2 separate regions of the Homo sapiens genome follow, and region 1 is linked to region 2. Evidence: chromatin contacts called from ENCODE Hi-C or POLR2A ChIA-PET data. All regions are on one chromosome and are shown on one strand. Each heading gives the region's core, a stretch centred on a gene start or an enhancer-like site at or near the end of the contact. The rest is flanking DNA. Distances are from core to core; before and after follow the strand shown. Region 1 has its middle 21 kb from the start of SDE2. Region 2 holds the start of LEFTY2 (left-right determination factor 2).

Region 1 (3,037 bases), core at 162-2,661, 37 kb after region 2:
TATCCGGCACTAATAAAACAGATCAACTCTCTGCCCTGGCAGAGCTTATTTTCTGAGGGGAGAGGGACATTTAACTAAAAAAAAAAAATATGATAAGGGGTAATAAGTACTATTAAAACAAAACAAAACAAAACAAAACCTGTCAGGACCTGGCACGGTGGCTCACGCTTGTAATCCCAGGACTTTGGGACGCCGAGGCGGGCGGATCACGAGGTCAGGAGTTCAAGACCAGCCTGACCAACACAGTGAAACCATGTCTCTACTAAAAATACAAAAATTAGCCAGGCGTGGTGGCACGCACCTGTAGTCTTAGCTACTCAGGAGGCTCAGGCAGGAGAATTGCTTGAAGCCAGGAGGCGGAGCTTGCAGTGAGCCGAGATCGCGCCACTGCACTCCAGCCTGGGCGACAGAGCAAGGCTCCATCTCAAAAAAATAAAACTGTCGGCCAGGCGCGGTGGGAGGCCGAGATGGGCAGATCACCTGAGGTCAGGAGTTTGAGACCAGCCTGGCCAACACAGCAAAACCCCGTCTCTACTAAAAATACAATCAATCAATCAATAGCTGGGCGTGGTAGCGCACACCTGTAGTCTCAATTACTTGGGAGGCTGAGGCAGAATTGCTTGAACTCCGGAGGCACAGATTGCAGTGAGCTGAGACGGCACCACTGCACTCCAGCCTGGGCGACACAGCGAGGCTGTCTCAAAAAAACAAAACAACCAACCAGTCAGGAAAGAAAGTGATGGGGGTGGGGGTTGCCATTTTAAACCGAGTGAAAGGTGAGAGAGTCTTCCCTGGGGACGTCTGGAAAAAGACTGTTCTGGAAGGAGGGACAGTCTGTGCCACGCCAGGGGAGCACAGTGTGTTTGGTTGGTTCAGGAAACAGCAAGGAGGCCCCGGGGGCTGTGGTGGAGTGAGGAGGAGTAGATGAGGTCAGAGAGGGGAGAGGCGTGCAGCCTGAGAGGGGATTGCTGGCCACTGCAAGTGCGTGGGCTTGTACTCCAAGGCCGATGGAGGGCTCTGACAGATGAGTGACATCATGTGGGGTGCACCCCCAAATGTTTTACTAATCAGACATGCACAATTAATGTTTGCAGGCTGGAGGGCTGCAGAATAAACTCCACAACAAGCCCACTGTTTCCTCACTGAGGCTCGCAGTTGGAAGAGGCAGCCTGTGAGCCGTCTTCGAAGTTAAGTACCAGCCTGGCAACACAGTGAGACCTTGTCTCTGCAAGTAATTTTTAAAAGATTAGCCGGGCAAGGTGGCACATGCCTGTGGTCCCAGCCCGAGCGGTGGAGGCTGCAGTGAACTGTGATTGTGCCACTACACTCCAGCATGAGTTACATAGCGAGACCTCATCTCAAAAAAAAAAAAAGCAGAACTTCAACAAGGAGAGATGGGACATACCAGGCTAATCGCCATTCCTACACTACCCCGTAATTGGACCAAAAGATCTACTTAGTAAACTGAGGGATCCAGCACTACGGTATGGTGCAATACCCAGTATCACACTCCTGTTTTCATTGAGCATTTGTCTACAACTCCTAATTCTTACTACTTTTTTGCAAGATGCTTTAAAGTATGTTTGTCACCCCCATGCAAATTTCAGCTATGCCTCACAGCTCAATTCATAAAATTAAACAGATACCGCAGTTTGCCAGATGAGGTCACCCAGCCCCACACCAGCAAGGCCAAGGTTAGGACTCACAGACCACAGCTCTCGCACTTGTTTCTGCACCTCTGCCAGCCTGGCATGTAAGGAGTCCCCACAGGAAAGACATCTGACTGGTCATAACGCTTTTATTTTACATATATTCCACTTATCACAAGGGTGGCTGAGGGAAGGGCAGAGCGTGCTAAAAGCCCCAAGTCCTCCCAGCCTCATGTGGCTTTGATTCAGCTCTGTACACGTGTGTTTGGATTAAGGTGGACAGTTCTGCTGTGCTCACTGCCTTGCCTTAAGATGTGTTCTAGAGGGGCACTGCCTAATACAGGAGCTCAAAGTCACACGGGGCTATTAAGCACCTGGAATGTAGCCACTGTGAATTGAAAAGTGCTGTAAGTATAAAATACACACCAGATTTCAGACTTAGCACAAAAATGTAAACTATCTCAATAATTTTCTATTATTGAAATATTTTGAATATTTTTGGGTTAAATAAAATATATTGCTAAAATTAATTTCACCTGCTTCTTTGTAATTTTTTTTTTTTTTTTTTTTTTTTTTTTTTGAGATGAGGTCTCACTCTGTCGCCCAGGCTGGAGTTGCAGTGACGCCTTCAAAGTTCACTGTATCATTGGCCGGGCGTGGTGGCTCATGCCTATAATCCCAGCACTCTGGGAGGCTGAGGCATGCAGATCACCTGAGGTCAGGAGTTCAATACCAGCCTGGCCAACATGGTGAAACTCTATCTCTACAAAAAAAATACAAAAATTAGCTGGGCGTTGTGGCACGTGCCTGTAAGTCCAGTTACTCAGGAGGCTGAGGCAGGAGAATCACTTGAACTCGAGAGGCGGAGGTTGCAGTGAGCCAAGATCATGCCACTGCACTCCAGCCTGGGCAGCAGAGTGAGATTCCATCTCAAAAAAAAAAAAAAAAAAATTTCACTGCAGCCTCCAACTCCTGGACTCAAGCAATCCTCCCACCTCAGCCTCCCAAGTAGCTGGAACTATAGGCACGCACAACCACACCTGGCTAATTCTTTGTACTTTTTAATGACTGAAAGAAAATGTAAAATTACATTATCTGGCTCATGTTACATTTCTATTGGACAATGGTGCTGTAGAGTATTCCAATAGCTTCCATTTACTGAGCAACTACAAATTTGCTAAGCACTGTGCTAGGAACCTTACATACTACTTTATTTAACCCTAACATCCCTAAAAGTAGATATGACCCCATTTAATAGCAGGAGCAGAAAACTGATGCTCAGAAAGGCTATGGAGCTTGTCTGAGGAAACACTATTAGAAAGGAGGAAAATCAGGATTTTAGACCCAGATCAGTAACCCTAAAACCCTTGCCCTAAGGCCCACCACAC
Region 2 (3,047 bases), core at 1-2,500:
TGGCCTCCGACGCCAGGAACCTGCCGGCCACCTCTGGGGACAAGAGCAGGGTCAGCAGGGCCTCCCCGGACTCCAGCGGAGCTCTGAGGATGGCAGGGCCACTGAGCTGGCAGCCAGGCCAGGAGACACCGGCCCTGTTCTATCTCTGGGGCAAACCCAGTTTACAAATCTTCCTTGGATCTGGGCCTTGTTTAGTAACAATTTCCATCCAGCAGGCAGGGGGGCCTGTGGGACCCTGGCTAGCAAGTTTGCCTCAGCTGAGATGCTGGGAGCAGAATCCTCACCCAGGTGCCTGGCACTGGCTCTAGCTCTGGGCACTGAGGAGCTAGGGAGGCGAGAGGCTGCAGGAGGATTCAGGCCCAGTTGCACCCCTGACAGCCAGGTATAACCCAGGTAGTCTACTTAGGTATTTTTCAGTTATCCAAACACGCTTCTATCCACAAGGACTCACTTTGACGTTCACAGTGCTGGGAGATGGCGAAGACATAGTCATACCCCTGTTCCAGATGAGCACATGGTGGAGAGAGGATTTTAAAGCCATTTACTCAAGGTCAGGCTCAGACCAGAGTGGCAGTGTGAAAACATACCCTGGGAGTCCAGCTGCACCAAGTGCCTTGAGGCACACACTCACCTGCTCCCCCAGCTCTACTTTCTCTCCTCTACCCTCCCCTTCTCTGAAGTCTTGGTTTTTCCAGCAGGTCTAGCCTGGTGCACCTCCCCTGGGCTGGAGGGGGGCCTCAGTGCACAGCTGGAGACCCTGGACCCAGGCCCGGCTCCTCCTCACTGCTCCTTGGACCGTGGCCCTCACACAGCCTCCCACAGAGTCCCAAAAGGCCAGGGGCCCTTCGACACCTCCAGAGTGGGCACAACCGGCCTGCCCCCGACCATGGGACCGGGGCCAGCAGGGAGGGAGGGTCTCACCTCGGAAGCTCTGGCTGAACCTCTTTCCGCGGGAGCGGTCCCCGTGGCTGCGCCGCAGCAGGACTACATACTGGGCCCTCACGTGGGCGGGGATGACCAGCTTCTCCATGTCGGCCCTGTCCAGTACGGGCACCTCGCTGAGCTGCAGCTGCCGCAGCAGGCTGCCCAGGAGCTGCTCCTCGGTCAGGGCCGCCCCGGGGCCAGCCAGGGGCAGCACCCAGAGTGCCCAGCAGAGCCACAGGGGCCACATGGTGCTGCCCTGGGGGAGCAGGAGGCAGAGTGGGGCTGTCCTCTAGGGAGGTTGAAGGAGGGTCTCAGGCAGCTGGGTGTGCTGAGAGCCAGGCTGGGCCAGCTTTATAGCTGGCCCTGGGCTGGCCTGGGGTGAAGGGAAGAGGGAGGGAGGGAGGGAGGGAGGTCACACCCCTGGGACCTCCTGGGAGCTCACAGCCAGACAGGTCCCTGAGCCTGGAGGAGGGGGCTGTCTAGAAAGGACAGGGCTGTCTGGATGCCACCCAGGCCTGGGGCCTCTGGCTGTGCTGTCAGCAGCTTGACAATATTTTTAGTGCCTGTTGAATTTTCCTGGCCTTACCCCAGCCCTGTTCTATGAAAAAGTGAGTCTATTCTGTGAAAAACAAAGTCCTGCTAGCCAGCTGCTTAAATCTCTTTAAGTCTCTTCTGGAGGCTGGGCTGGGTCCAGGTCTGCAAATCATAAAGGAAGGGCGGGAAGGATTCTGCCTTCCTGCTGGTTCTGGCCACATTCACAGAAGCCCCTTGGTCATCTCCCTCCAACCTACACTCCTTGCACACCCCCTGCCTCTCCCCACACCAGGGGTCCCTCAGGGTTGTCGCACCGTCCTTGCCCTCCCCCCATGACATCCTCTGTCTAGACACGGTCAGGACACAAATCTGGCAGCTCTACTGTCTTTAGGAGTCCCAGGAACAGCAATTTCAGCAAGTGCCTTTGCAGTCACGTGACCACAGCACAGGAGTCCTCCCTTCAGACAGCAGAATTATTCTGGGGTGTGCTCTCCCCAGTGAGCTGGCTGGCCGGTTCATGCCACCAGCACTCAGCTGGAGCCCAGGTCATTTCCAGACACAGACAAGGGACAGGGACTTAGAAAGCAGAGGCCAGAGCTGCCCAAAGGCATGGCCTGTCCAAAGCCACAGGTACTGGGGGCAGATTGAGGTGGGAGCCCCCCTGTGTCTCTTCAAACACACATTTTAGACTGGCCACGTTCAAATATGAGAACTGCCATCTGCTAACTGTTTGACCTGCTAGCAAGTGAGTTAACTTCTCAGTGCCTCAGTTTCCTCATCTACAGAAAGAGGGTGATGATCATAAGGTCTTCTTCATAGGGTTAGTGTGAAGATTAAATGCATTAATACATGCAGGATGTTTCACCCAGTGTCTAGTGACAGGTAAACACTCTGTAAGGGTTTGCTATCATTATTATCTGCCTGAAATCTGCATTCACAGGGTCGTGGCTTTTTGCATTTTTTTTTTTTTTTTGACGTAGCCTCACTCTGTCACCCAGGCTAGAGTGCAGTGGCGCGATCTAGGCTCACTGCAACCTCTGCCTCCTGGGTTCAAGCAATTCTCCTGCCTCGGCCTCCCGAGTAGCTGGGACTACAGGCGCATGCCACGCCCGGCTAATTTTTTGTATTTTTAGTAGAGATGGGGTTTCACCGTGTCAGCCAGAATGGTCTCGATCCCCTGACCTGGTGATCCGCCTGCCTTGGCCTCCCAGAGTGCTGGGATTACAGGCATGAGCCACCGTGCCGGGCCAGGTCGTGGCTTTTTATAAAACTCTCAACAACAATAATAGCACACATTTCCTGAGTGCATGTGCCAGTCATTGTTCTAAGCTCTGAATGTGTATTCACACAGCCCTTAGGAGGCAGGTGTCAGTTTCAGGTGCATCTTGCAGATGCAAGGTCAGACCACTGCCTGGGGAAGTGACCTGCTCGCCAACCTCAATGAAGGGCTTGGGAGCTAAATGGAGCCTCTGTCTCTGTAGGCATCTCCTTCTGGCACTGGCATAGGGGATTTGAGGATGTGCAGGGGGAAGCTCTTCCCAAAACTCCACAGCCTCACTTGCCCATGTTCTGTCGCATGAGTAAGGATG

Evidence for each region. Hi-C counts contacts between places; a loop is a spot of excess contacts on that map. ChIA-PET counts read pairs that join two places held with the same protein, here RNA polymerase II (POLR2A). Pooled maps may share reads with other maps.
Region 1: a loop to region 2 is called in a map with no recorded cell type, with 4 times the contacts of the local background. The contact joins the enhancer-like site here to the promoter of LEFTY2 in region 2. A Hi-C loop is called at or near these places in 1 of 168 maps with a recorded cell type or tissue (breast epithelium), 2 of 37 single-sample maps with no recorded cell type and 3 of 50 pooled maps. POLR2A ChIA-PET finds 5 or more read pairs at or near these places in 13 of 52 experiments (A673, AG04450, GM10248 and 9 more).

What each region holds. Positions count from the first base shown.
Region 1 is chr1:225,976,825-225,979,861 of GRCh38, forward strand. No RefSeq gene overlaps it. Among named protein-coding and RNA genes, the nearest start is that of SDE2, 21 kb to the right of the region's middle. Within about 2 kb of position 1,412, at least 3 of the 41 ENCODE cell types and tissues checked have a DNase peak (open chromatin) inside an H3K27ac peak, as active enhancers do; they include OCI-LY7, where a contact is called at or near this core.
Region 2 is chr1:225,939,970-225,943,016 of GRCh38, forward strand. It overlaps LEFTY2 (left-right determination factor 2), which reads right to left and starts at 1,251. Exons shown (of 4, transcript NM_003240.5): 1 at 922-1,251; 2 at 1-33. The coding sequence starts at 1,171. RefSeq lists a silencer at 2,770-2,829.